Regions from separate parts of the Homo sapiens genome. Here region 2 is linked to region 1. A link is a contact called in ENCODE Hi-C or POLR2A ChIA-PET data. All regions are on one chromosome and are shown on one strand. Each heading gives the region's core, a stretch centred on a gene start or an enhancer-like site at or near the end of the contact. The rest is flanking DNA. Distances are from core to core; before and after follow the strand shown. Region 1 overlaps PACRG (parkin coregulated). Region 2 overlaps PACRG (parkin coregulated).

Region 1 (6,542 bases), core at 2,162-4,661:
CATTCCCCGATGATCTAACAGTAGGAGTTGAGTTCTCAGCTATTTGAGTTTGCATCTTGCACTGTCTGGATTCTGGGTATAAATTGGGGCAAGTTTCCTTCTCTTGACTCTCAACTCCCTCAAGTATAAAATGGGCTAAAGGCACACTGGCAGAGGCTGGGGAAATTAATTCAGATTGCTGCATTCAACAAGAAAAACACTTTGGAAATTGCAAAATATTTACATCAACAAAAAAGCACAAAAATGGTGTGTTAGTATTACAAATGAAGTCACAACCTGGCTTTCTCAGTGCTATCTTTTGTTTTTAAAGTAACGTCAGGCTTCTTATTTATCCGTGTTAGCAGTGCCCTTTATCTAAAAAATATGTAAATCCATTTGAATTAATTTCCTGTAATACCACATGAAACAATAATCATATTAGTACCATTCATAATGTACTAATAACATTAACATAATTGCATTCAAATATAAAATTGCTAGGTAATAGGCTTTTCATAAACTGTTTCAATGAAAATGTGATTTTTAACCTGACTGTGGGTCTTTGGTTCCAGATATTGTCAGAAAAAAATTCTGCCTAATGTGAGAGTTTCCCACAGTTTTTGCCTGCAGAGGAGGAATTATAAAGAGCTTTTGTGATTGAGAAGAGGAGGGTGTTCAATAGTCACATATTTCTGCACAGACTTGACCTTTCACTGTAGCTTTCTCCACAGCAGGGTCTGGTCCTTGGCGCACAGCGTGTTCTGTACGTGCTGACTCAGGGGACAGAAACACAGAGGCTGCGGCCGCCACGTGATCCTTAGACTTCTGTACCAAGTCTGTGAGGGAAGCTCTTGTGAGCAAGCTAATGTTTCTTTCCTGAGTAGCAGGTCAGTTAGCCTGTTCAAGTCTAGTTGGCTCACAGACAGTTGCAGAATTCTTTCTGGGCTCTCGGGATGGGAAGGGAAGGGTTCTCAGCCCCTTGGCATGACGACGCAAGTAACGGGTTTGAAAGGCCTCCTGGGGTCTGTAAGATACCTGGCCCCAGTTATCAAGTTAAAACTCAGGGCCTTGGATCTAGTATGTAAATTTATTTATTTTTCACAATTGCAGACAAATTTATATATTACTATTATTTTTGAGGGAGAGTCTTGTTCGGTTGCCCAGGCTGTAGTGCAGTGGTGTGATCATAGCTCACTGCAGCCTCAGCCTCCTGGTCTCAGGAGATCTCCCGCCTCAGCCTCCTGAGTAGCTGGGACTACCTGGGCATGCGCCACCACACTGGGCTAATTTTTTAAATTTTTAGTTGACATGGGGGGGGGGGTCTCACTATGTTGCCCAGGCTAGTCTTGAACTTCTGCGCTCAAGTGATCCTCCCGCCTCAGCCTCCCAAAGTGCTAGGATTACAGGTGTGAGCCACTGCACCTGGCCTAAATTTGTATTTTGTGCAAGCCAGTGATCCATTTGTTTCCTGATAAAAATGTGATGAAGTCAGAGACTGTTATAGAACCATGAGCTATGGGGCAAGTCTGTAGTGAAATTAAGTAAAGGGGAGGGAATAATTGGAATGCCGATGGCCATGTCTGAGCATCGAGATCAACCACAAATCATTCTCACAAGCACATGTCAATTTGTGATATATTATTAGATCTGAAAAAAAAAAAGAGATCATGTTGTAACTGAGTAGATCAGAGTGATTCGCTTTGATCAGATATTCCAATCTTGCCGGATCATTATAAAGCCAACCTGAATTTACACAAAGATTTTCTTCCTACTGTGCTCAAAACACAGATATATATTCCCCCGCCTGTGATCCTCCCAGTGACCCGATGAGGTAGGCAGAGAACAACATAATCTCTGCCTCTTAAATAAGCTAATTGCGCTTGAAAGTACTTTTAGCACTTTAGAACATAAATAATATTCCAGGGCAGAGTTAGCTCCCCTTTCTTTCTCTGAAATTCAGAATGGTACAGTAGAGCTGCCAGGACTACTGAGTAACACGACAGTGTGAAAAACGAAAGACAAACAGCTCAAAGTCTTGGGCCAGGGCCGTTTTTCCAGCATTTTCTGCTTTGCCCTCTACTTTCATATAGTTTAGAATTTATTTTAGAATGCACAGAATACATTTCTATATATTTGTGGTCACCTTTTCCCCACATCTTGGAAATAGCAGCAATAGACAATATTGAACACAGAAACTACTGATAAATGCAAAAAAGGTTAATTAATTAATATAGTTGTCCCACCGTATTCCTGGGGGATTGGTTCCAGGACCCCGGGTGATCCTAAAATCCACAGATGCTCAAGTCCCTGATACTAAATGGTGCAGTATTTGCGTATAACCCCTGCACAACCTTTGGTATCCTTTAAATCATCTCTATATTACTTATCATATCTAACACAATGTAAGGCTATGTAAATAGTTGTTATACTTTATTGTTTAGGGAACAATGACAAGAAAAAATTTCTGTATATGTTCAGTACAGGCATATTTTCCCCCCAAGTATTTCAGATCTGCATTTTGCCAAATCCACAGATGTGGAGCCCCCGGCCAGCAGGGCTGACCAGCAGGGCCGAGTGTCCTGCGAGTGCCTGGCTCAGCACAGCATAAGCACTGAGTCAAGGAGCTCATGGGTTTGAGGGCTCATTCATTCAGAAGCTGAGAACTTTCTTTGGACCAAATTGCTGCTGGTGATAATGGGAGGCCAGCAAAGAGGGTATGAGGGAGAGTGAAAATCTCAGGACAGTGAAAATCCAGCACCTCAGGGGGTGGGGGGCAAGGGGAGGGAGAGCATTAGGATAAATACCTAATGCATGCGGGGTTTAAAACCTAGATGACGGGTTGATAGGTGCAGCAAACCACCATGGCACATGTCTACCTATGTAACAAACCTGCACTGTCTGCACATGTATCCCAGAACTTAAAGTAAAATTAAAAAAATAGAAAGAAAAGAAAATCCAGTGCCTGCCTGGCATGATGACAGGCAGCTAAGCTGAGGGCAGAAGAGGCGGAGATCAGCTCCGGGCTCAGGAACATGGGGAGCCGGGAAGACAGAGGGAGGAGGGAAGGAGCTCTCCCGATGGGACTAGCACTCCTGGAAAACAACATTTTTTTTGCATTGATGTCGTGGCTGTTTTTGGAAGGATTCGAACTCTGCTTGGAATGGCAAGGTCTCCACCAGTACTGATGCTTTAAGGTTTTGCTAACGATGACAATGCATTATTTAGATAGGTGATTTTCCATATTAAAAAAAAAAGGTTCCTAGATTCGAATAGCATCTACCTTACAGACATGGTCCTGAGACCCTGGGAGAGGTGCAGCTGGCCAACACGCTGTGTCCCCACAGGGAACGAGCATGGAAGGGTTAAGCAGCAGCGTTCCCTGCCCAGAAGAAGCAGTGTTCTGTAGCAAGTATTTTAAATTCAGCTGCTAGAGCAGGAGAGGAAGTTGGAGACAGGAAACCATCTCAGAACAGTGAGCGTTTAAATAACGAGGGCAGCGGATTGTCTTCTGTTTCTCAGCCATCCCAGCAGTATTCTTTCCCTGTCTCTACCCAGGGAAGACCACAGGATCCCACTCCCAGCCTCAGAAGACATTTGCATAACACATTTACATTTGAAGGGAGCCCACGGATTGGCAACTCCCGAAGCTTCAGCTAGGCACGGTTTTCTACAATAGCAATTAGGAACAGAAATAGAATAACAATAGGTGTAGAAATACAGTTGCTGAGCTGTGGGTAGATGAAGCAGAAAAATCTCTGCGTTTTAAAGCCCGAACTTTGAATAATTGCAGAGTGGGAGACTAACTGGCCTTTGTTCTTTGTGTATGGGCTCTGAGGTCTAGAAGAGACCAAACCAATTTGGACCAACGTGGGAGCTGAAGAGAGCTCCCCTCGCAGGAAATGAAGCGGCCGGGTTGGCGTCAGACCAGGAGAGACCAAGGCAGAGCCCATGCCAGCGATCGCTGAAGGGGCTGCTGAGGTGCTGGCTGGTGGCCCAGACGGCAGTGAGCAGAGCTCCATGGAAGTGCTTGGGGACTGGACGATGCTGCAGGGAAAACATCGGGAAGGGAAGGGGGATGAGAGTTGGAGTGAGATCTGGAGGCACCAAGGATAAGCCAGGGGCTGGGGCTTGGAGGGGCGGGATGGCCCTCGTGTGTCCTGGGGCACCCTCATCAGGACATCAGGAACACACAGGCACACACCCTCTTCCAACTCTGAAACCAGCACATCATCAGAGGACCGGACCTTAGCCTGAAGCAGCTCCTCAGAGAATCCTGTTCTCCTTCCTCCATCAGCTCCACTGCCCGCCCCTCATCCCTCAGCCTCTGGGGGTGGAGCGGGGCGGATGGGAGGTCTCCTATAGTCCTAGCGATCAACCCTGAGACCCAGCCTGGAGAAGGCAAGGAAAGGGGCCACAGATGGGGCAACATGGGAAAGACCTGGGTGAGGGAACAGCTGGGAAGGCGTACTGTAGAGAGATGAAGGCTAAGACCTTATAGTCAGAGTGAAGGATGTCAGAGCTTAATATTTTGGGGTGAGGTCCTCCTGAGGTCCAAAGTGAGGCTGAGGCTGTGGGTCTGGATGGCTGAAGTGATGCCCAAATGACCAGTGGAGCCGAAGAGGTCAAGGAAGAATTCGGAGCTGTCTTCCGTATGGACACCAGGTCACCTCGGATGACAGAGATGGAGGCTTCTGGGCCAGATGCTAGAATCAGTATGGTTCAGTGGCTGAAGAGGTCAGCAGGTGACACAAGTGAGAGGGACACAGGACGATACCACTAACTGGCCTGAATGTTAAAGGAGCAATGGGGTTCTACACGGTGAATGGGGATAATTGTTAGGAAGTGGCATTGGGGAGCATGGGGATTCCAGAAGAACCCTTTCCAATCTCTCCCCATAGCAGTTATTAGCCAGTCTTAGCATAGAACATCATGTCTTCTCATGCTTTTGCTGAATGTTGTTAGTTGCTGGGTGTTGAGTCAGTGTGGCACGTTGAAAGGAGCACGGGGTTGGGATCAGGACTCCTGAGTTCAAGTTCTGTCTGTGCCTGTCTTGGTTGCTTAATGACCTTATGTAAATTCCTATTCTTGTCAGGTATCAGATTCCTCATTTGTAAAAATGGGTCTAATAATGCTGCCCCATGACCATTGATGTGGAGACGATTTATGAACTGCAAAATCTGACACAATCTACAACTTTGTGTTGTTAGTTCCTCGGGGACAAGAACTATTTGGAACCACACCAAAGCATTAGTGATTATTAGAGGCATTTCATAAACACATTTTTATCATAATGATGTTGATACCGAAAGCTAGTGCTTTTGCCAGAAGTGTTAATAAAAATTGTTGGTAGCCAGTTCTCCAAGACCCTCTCCCAAGGTGTCATAGTTCTTACGAACATTATAATATGAGACTATTGATTTTTTTTTTTTTTTTGAGATGGATTCTCGCTGTCACCCAGGCTGGAGTGCAGTGGCGCCATCTCGGCTCACTGCAAGCTCCGCCTCCCAGGTTCACGCCATTCTCCTGCCTCAGCCTCCCGAGTAGCTGGGACTACAAGCGCCTGCCACCATTGCCGGCTAATTTTTTGTATTTTTAGTAGAGACAGGGTTTCACCGTGTTAGCCAGGATGGTTTCGATCTCCTGACCTCGTGATCTGCTCGTCTCGGCCTCCCAAAGTGCTGGGATTATAGGCGTGAGCCACTGCGCCCGGCGAGAATATTGATTTTAATGAGGATGTCACCCAAATCAAGCAGATCCCTAATCATAAAAATAAGCAAAGAAATGCAAAAATTAACACCCTGAAATCTTGCTTTAAGCCCATCTAAAGGAGTCTGCTGGAAGGTATATTCCACAATGCAAGAAATCCAACATGACAGCATACACTAAAAAGGTATACAATGTTAATGGGTTAAATTAAAATAAATGACATGTCTAAAAGACAACTGATAACACTTAATAAGGTTCCAAAAATATTAAAATATTAGGAATAGATTCTACTTTTTCTACCATGATAAAAAGTTGTGGAAAATAAGAGCCCATATTGTGCTTAATGGATAGATGAAGTAAATTCTGTTTAAAAATGGAAACAAGAATGATTCCTTAATAGTGTTCTGAAAACTCTAGTTAATGCAATGAGACATAAAAAAATAAAGAGGTATAATAATGGGAAGAGAGAAAAGATAATTATTTGTGCTTAATATAATGGAAAACCAGAATGTGCAGAGGAATCAGCGGAAATAATAATATTTAATAAAATGATTCAATAAAGTACTAGATCTAAAATAAGCATACCAAAATTAATAGCCTTGTTAATTATTAGTTGGCACCAGTTGTTGTAATAAAAATATAAATCCTGTCCACAATATCAACCCCTTTTCCACAAGAGACCCTTGGCAATAAATCTATTGAGGCATGTGTCCTAGCTATAAAGAAGTTAAAAAATATTTAAAAGATAATAAAAGACTTGAATAAGTTGACATCAATCAATCTATCTGTTCATACACTTACATATATACAGTATTCCTGAAGGAGAAGGAAAATATTGTCTCAAGCAAATTAATAGA
Region 2 (6,542 bases), core at 2,941-5,440, 49 kb before region 1:
CCTAGGGTGGCCTTCAAAGGCCAGGAACCTATGGCTAAGAGCCTCTCCTCTACACCACAGACTCAATCTCAAATCACTAAGGAAAGAGATATGCGATTGTATCCAAGCTGCAGGAGTTACCAAGGGTGAGGGAGTCTGACAAAAATGGGGCCCCTTAGTTTCCATTCTGCGTGTAGATATTCCACAATTGTTTTCTCTAACGATAGTCATTCCACGCTTTCTGTTGTATTCCACTCCTAGGTTACCAAGGGCTTCAACGACATTTATTCTCCCAGCAAGCAAGTCATGAGTGTGTCCTGCCTTATCTATGGTGGAAGGAAAGTACACAGGTGGGCTGGGAGGACCCAGTAGGATGAGGGTGACAGCTCAGGCCTAGAGAGTGCCATGGGGCCAGGGACCTTCAGTGCAACTTGAAAATGTGCATTTCACCAGAGAAAGAATTCATTTTATTCATATTTCAAGTGTAGACCCACAATGTTTATCTTGTTTGAATGTGAAAATAATAGAGGGAAAAATGGTGTTTCCAACCTTTTATCCTTAATTAGTCATTCGAGACATTTAAAAAAGACTTAGTAATGGTTCAGACCAGAATAAATATAACAATTACAATCCTACACAGCACAGGGAAGCAGTTCTTTTGCTTGATTTTTCCAGAAACTTATTAGAGAAATATCACTGTCTTCTGTGATATACACACAATAAATTTCTATCCTTATTCTTTTCTTTTGGTGAGGGTGAAGGCAGGCAGATATATTACTAATTTTCAGAAAAAAAAAGATTGTGAGTCACACAACTGTAGTGCATGTCATTTATTCATAATAAATGACCTTAAAATGGTTCACAAAGCCATTGTGATTAGGTGGGTTTTTCGTTCCTCATAGTACATGTGTTTGTGCTGTCACAGGTAAAGCTGAATTTCAATTTATTTAAAGTTTGATCATCCCAAATATTCAAAATGTTATATATATATATGTATATATATATACACACACGAATGAGAGAGAGGAACAGAGAGAGAGAGAGAGAGAGATGCTGGATACAGTGACTCATGCCTGTAATACCAGCACTTTGGGAGGCTGATGTGGGAGGATGGCTTGAGACCAGGAGTTTGAGACCAGCCTGAGCAACAACAGCAAGACCCCATCTCTATAAAAGAAATTAAAAAATTAGCTAGGTGTGGTGGCATGTACCTATAATCTCAGCTACTTGAGAGGCTGAGGTGGGAGGATCACTTGAGCCCAGGTGGTCGAGGTTGCAACGAGCCATGATCGCGCCACTGCACTCCAGCCTGGGCAAAGAGTAAGACCCTGTCTCAAAAACAAACAAACAAAACAAAAAGAATATATCAGATAAACAAGAGATAAGATTTTGAAACAAAAGGGTCCTTGCCCTATTGTTTTTGAGGAAAACAACGATACACTTTGTAAAAACAAACATGTAAATGGATATGCATTTGAAGTCCACCGGTTTTTCTGTTTATATTTCTTAAGATTGACATGGTGTTCGGAGGCGTGAGAAGGTGCAGGCAGGAATGGCTGCACGGGGGAGATGAAGCCCGGTGGCTCCGCTTGTGGGGAGCCTTCCACGAAGGACTTTGAGTTGGATTGAGAGAGGAGGAGGAAGCTCGTGTTGGGAGGAGGCGTTGTTGACATTTGCTACAGGTGTAAAGAAAAGATGTTAAGGAAGAAGGTGGGCAGGATGAAAAGCAACAGGGGATTTGAACAGAGGTGCTGGTGGGAGGACCCTGCGTGACAGGGGAGGTCAGCAGCAGAGAATGTGCTTTTTAGAAACAACTTCAGCTTTCCAGGATTCCAACCAAAGCAGGGACAAATGTCCCCTCAGAGTTGGGCTCATCTTTGTGTGCCCCTTCTCCCCAAATTATAGCTGATAAACTCCTCCTAGGCATGAAAGAGGTGGACCTAGGGAGAAGGTGGCATGGCCTGTTTGCATAGGACAGAGCCCATTGCATAAACCCCTGGAGGGCACACGGAAAAGATAGTTGATGATGATGCTGAGTTGTGGCTGCTGTGATCAAGTTCCTTATGGACAAAGATACATACATTAGTCACTCATAAATGGTGCCTTTTGTCGGCATATGAGTCAGAAGGTCAAGAGCTGAATAGACCAGGAGACAGACATATTTTCCTGATGGAGGGAAAGGGCGTGGAAGATCTGCACACAATGGAAAGCTTAAGGCACCTGCTTTTCCACTGCCCCAGAAGGCAGCAATGACAAGCAGAACTTTATCTCATGTTCTTACTTTTAAAAAAAATTTGACCATAGGAGTAAGTAAACTATGTAGCTTTTTTTGTTTTTCCACAGTGTATAACCTCAAATGATAAAAGAACAAAACACAATAGGAGTTGCTTATTCAAAAAGTGAGTTGGAGTTGGAATATTTGTGGTTGCAGAATGCGTATCATTGGGGTAGAAAAAAGACCAAAAAAGGAACACCTCCTTTACTTTTCATGCTGAAACAATGACCCTGCACGGTTTGGGGTCTAACTATGTTGAGAAGCAGGTGAATCATGAGGTCTCCATTTCAAACCTGCTACATTGACAGTTTTTTGAGGGCCTGAAATTGAGATGATTAAGTTTGAACTCACCATTTTAAATACATGCGACACGTGAAAAATACGTTTGTGAGAATAGGACATTAAAACGAATAAACCCAAATGGTTATTTACAATTGTCAATTCTGATTAGGAAAATGACACTTCAATTTAGAAAGCAAGGAGTGGATTTTATGTCTGGGAGCTAGAAAATATACATTGATGATGGAAAAGATATATTTTATTTATAATCAAACAAATAGAATGAAAGCAATGGTTTAAGCCAGACCTGGTGCTTCTGGAAAGATGAGAGGCAGGCAGAGGAGAACGAGGGATTTAGTTTCTGTTCTTGGAGATCCCTCCATGCAGGAGGCATGTGACCTACTGCCTCAAAGTTGTTCTTGGTTAAGAATTATTTTAAGTGCATTTATTCCTCTGAATATTGGTGTTTTTGATGATGTAAGCAGTTTAAGCATGAATAATATGCACACTCATTTTTCTATCTAAACCTCCTTAAACTGTCCCCATGGGATGCTTTCTCTTTCCGGATACCATTTTGTTCAGAACTAGGACGCACGTGTCTATCCCGGTCTCTGGTCTCTTGTCCAGCGATAGCATCCTCCGGGCTGCGTGAACTCAGCTTGGGGCTGTGAAGGGACAGCCGTATATCTTGTCACCGAGGGCCACCGCAATGGGGAGCTGCACCTGACACATTTACATTTCACAAAGATATCTGCCACTCCGTGGACACGGACCAGCAAGAGGCTTGGATGACCTAGGATTCTGATGATGTATTCTCCATTTCAATTCTAGACTGTGTGCAAACTTCATTCTTTCTTCTACGTTCTTTAGTTATGACTATTACAGGAGAAAGGAAAAAATCGAAGGTGAAGGAAGCAAAGACAGAAAGGAAGGACGGTTTGGTGGCCAGAGCGAGGTCTTCCCACGTCACTCCCGGGACGTGTGCTGACGCGTTGCTCCTCCGTCCTGCAGAACGCCGTGGGTCGTGGCAGCAGCTGCAGCTGTTTCACAGGCTGTCCTCCCTGTAGACTAAGCATCTACTCCGCGCTATAGGGCAATGCGAGACAAAAAAGACCCCCGGGAGCTTGCCATCCAGCTGAGGAAGCCTAATTAGCCACGCTTCCTGTAGCATACAGTGGTCACTTTCTCCTCCATGGAAGTATGTCTGGGCCCACGCACCCCACTGCTTCCAGAGCCTCCACGCGCTGTGTGTCCCCCGTGGCGCTTTGCTTGCCACCGAGCCCTGCGTCTTGAGAACTCTGAACGGTTTGTTGTAGTCAAGACACTCGGAGATCCTAGAGACGCGAAAAGCAGGAGGGGAACGTGTGACGGCCACTGCGAGGCTCAGGGAGAATTTAATTCAAATTTGGATTTTTCTCACTCTTACGCTTTGGGGCAATACTGTTAAATGGTAAATATATAGCCATTGTATGAACAGCAATACACAAAGGAGTTATTTGGAAATGAAAGCCTTATTGAAGGCACTGGAAAAATTAAACAAATAAATGTTTCCTTTAGATTGCTCATTCAACATGCCTGAAGTGTTGTTCATTTGATACCGAATAGATGAAGTCATTTATGAACTCTATCTATACTTTTTCGTAATGACTAAGAAAATCCTAAATAGGCACGATTTCAGGAAGGAAGCCCTTCTGCTAATTTTGAGAACGTCCTGGCTGAAGCGGCAGCATCGCACTCTCAAAGGGAACAGCGAGACCACACCGGGGAAGGCAGAGTTGTCAGGTCCACGGGAGGAGAGTCCCGGCCCCAACACGCTCTCCTGCCTGAGATGCCTGAAGAGCTGGAGGCTGTTAGAAGGCAACGAACCAAACATTCTCCCAGGAAACACTAACTTGGGAAACTCCATTAAAAACCACCTGAGTGAATCAGGAAATGGTTAAGAGGTGACTGAGATGATGATAAAACTATCATTACCAGTCTTTCTTCACACTAAATACCTGCTTTCGGAAGCTTGAATTTTATGATGCAACTTGCCAGGCTCAGTAACAACAATGGTTTGTGTTACTTCCTAGGTACACAATAGCTAGACTGTAGAACTGACTGTAGAAATTAGCAACTATCTCAGACAAATACATGACGATTATACTGATAGAACAACATTCACCTTAGCCGCAGAGAGCATGAGACATTGACTCAGGCAGACTGACTCTCTCCACGCACCCAAGGCTGAATGACAGCCATAAAACCAAGGCTCTGAAATAAATAGCTGCGGAGGCCTCGTGGTTCAGCCGCACCGCCATCGGTCTAGGGCTGTGCTCTGGCCGTTGGCATGTGGAGCATTTGCTGCCAGGCGTAGCCACTTTGCACACATGGCGCTTGAGTGAACTCAGGCCAGATCCAAGCTCTTTCCGTACCCAGCATTTGTCGGAATCAAGCCGACTGCAGAAATCGCCTTGCCATGTGTTCCCCACTGGGGCCAGGTAATCTCGCTGAAGCAACACTGAGTGGAATTTAAAAAAAAAATGCTGACAGAAGAAATCAAATAGTTTCTTTCTGGACCAGAAAAGGCATATTTTTGATTCTCAAATGCTGAACTAAAAAATTTCAAGAGCTTTAAGGCCCAAGTAAAAGGATTTTCACCTATTAAGACCTGTAACCTTTGACGTCATCAGTCACAGCTAAAGCTGGCTTTCTTCTGATTGGGTTGCAGTGATGTCATCCGCTGTGGTGAGAGAGAAAGCGAGCCCTGGCGGCCTGGCTCAGGTCTTGGCAGGTTTGTGCAGGTGGAACTCACTGCATTTATTATTATCATGTTTCTTGACGACACTAAGCCATCACAGATTCTCTGTTGGATGATTCTGAATAAATTTTCCTTTTTTTTTTTTTTGAGACGGAGCCTCACTCTGTGGTCCAAGCTGAAGTGTAGTGGTGCAACCTTGGCTCACTACAGCCTCTGCCTCCCAGGTTCAAACGATTCTCCTGCCTCAGCCTCCTGAGTAGCTGGGATTACAGGTGTGCATCACGATGCCCAGCTAATTTTTGTATTTTTAGTAGAGACAGAGTTTTGCCATGTTGACCAGGCTGGTCTCGAACTCCTGGCCTCAAGTGATCCGCTCGCCTTGGCCTCCCAAAGTGCTGGGATCACAGGCGTGAGCCACCACACCCAGCCAAATTTTTCCTTTGTGTTTATTGGATTTAGTAGTTAAAAGATTGAGATGACCAAAACAGAAACTCCTTGTTTGTATTTACTCCTTGTTTTTTAAGCAGAAATGTCAATTTTAGTGAAATAAAGCTAAAAATTTTCAAAAGAAATTTATTCAACAGATAACATATTGCTAAAAAAAGTCATTAACAATAACTCATAATGTTTGCGAATTTAGAAATGGTTGCTTTTGAGTTTTTTTAATATGAATTAAGAAAGGGGAAAAGGAAAGCTACAGGTATATTTTATCTTTTAAGATATTTACAGTTTCAATACCTAGATTAAATTGTCACCATTTGTTTTGCCAGAAATGTGTTTGTTTGGGTTAGCTTGGACTGAATTTACTATATAGAAATAGTGTTACCTGTTTTAGAATAAGAGTTTTCTCCAGTAAAGTTTAGATAATTATAGGGAAACAGCTATGAATTCCAATCTGGTCTTTTCTGGAGGTGAAGGAGTGAGAAAGAAAAGAAAGAGGCAGGGGAAAACCTAGGACCAAATTCATTTTTTTTCTTTTTAAACAATGAGTAAGAGAAGAGCCTTTTGGGGAGAAGCCGTGAAGTTATCTGCTTTTAGAATCCTAAAGAAATGCTTCTTTCACTCTATTTTTTTAGCTTTGCTATGTAACTTTGAGGGGACTCAACTTTTCTCCCCCTTAACCATAATGTGTGTTTCCCCATTTGGAATCCTGGGTGTTTCTGTGTCTGGGCCATGCTTAGCCACTGCTTCCTTGGCTGACTTCATGTTCTCTTGGAAACCGAAGGTTCCCTACATTCCCTTAAATACAACCTTACAATGGATATTTCC

The links. A loop is a pair of places that touch in the nucleus more often than their neighbours do. ChIA-PET counts read pairs that join two places held with the same protein, here RNA polymerase II (POLR2A). Pooled maps may share reads with other maps.
Region 2: a loop to region 1 is called in a map of endothelial cell of hepatic sinusoid, with 5 times the contacts of the local background. The contact joins two enhancer-like sites. A Hi-C loop is called at or near these places in 8 of 168 maps with a recorded cell type or tissue (dorsolateral prefrontal cortex, endothelial cell of hepatic sinusoid, endothelial cell of umbilical vein and 3 more) and 5 of 50 pooled maps. POLR2A ChIA-PET finds 5 or more read pairs at or near these places in 4 of 52 experiments (H1, OCI-LY7, Panc1 and 1 more).

Annotation. Positions count from the first base shown.
Region 1 is chr6:163,257,625-163,264,166 of GRCh38, reverse strand. The region is part of intron 4 of PACRG (parkin coregulated); the gene reads right to left. Among named protein-coding and RNA genes, the nearest start is that of PACRG-AS1, 64 kb to the left of the region's middle. Within about 2 kb of position 3,411, at least 5 of the 41 ENCODE cell types and tissues checked have a DNase peak (open chromatin) inside an H3K27ac peak, as active enhancers do.
Region 2 is chr6:163,307,544-163,314,085 of GRCh38, reverse strand. All of the region lies in intron 4 of PACRG (parkin coregulated), which reads right to left. It overlaps PACRG-AS1 (PACRG antisense RNA 1), which reads left to right. Exons shown (of 6, transcript NR_028390.1): 5 at 241-329; 6 at 3,116-4,101. Among named protein-coding and RNA genes, the nearest start is that of PACRG-AS1, 14 kb to the left of the region's middle. RefSeq lists an enhancer at 3,612-4,811. Within about 2 kb of position 4,190, at least 3 of the 41 ENCODE cell types and tissues checked have a DNase peak (open chromatin) inside an H3K27ac peak, as active enhancers do.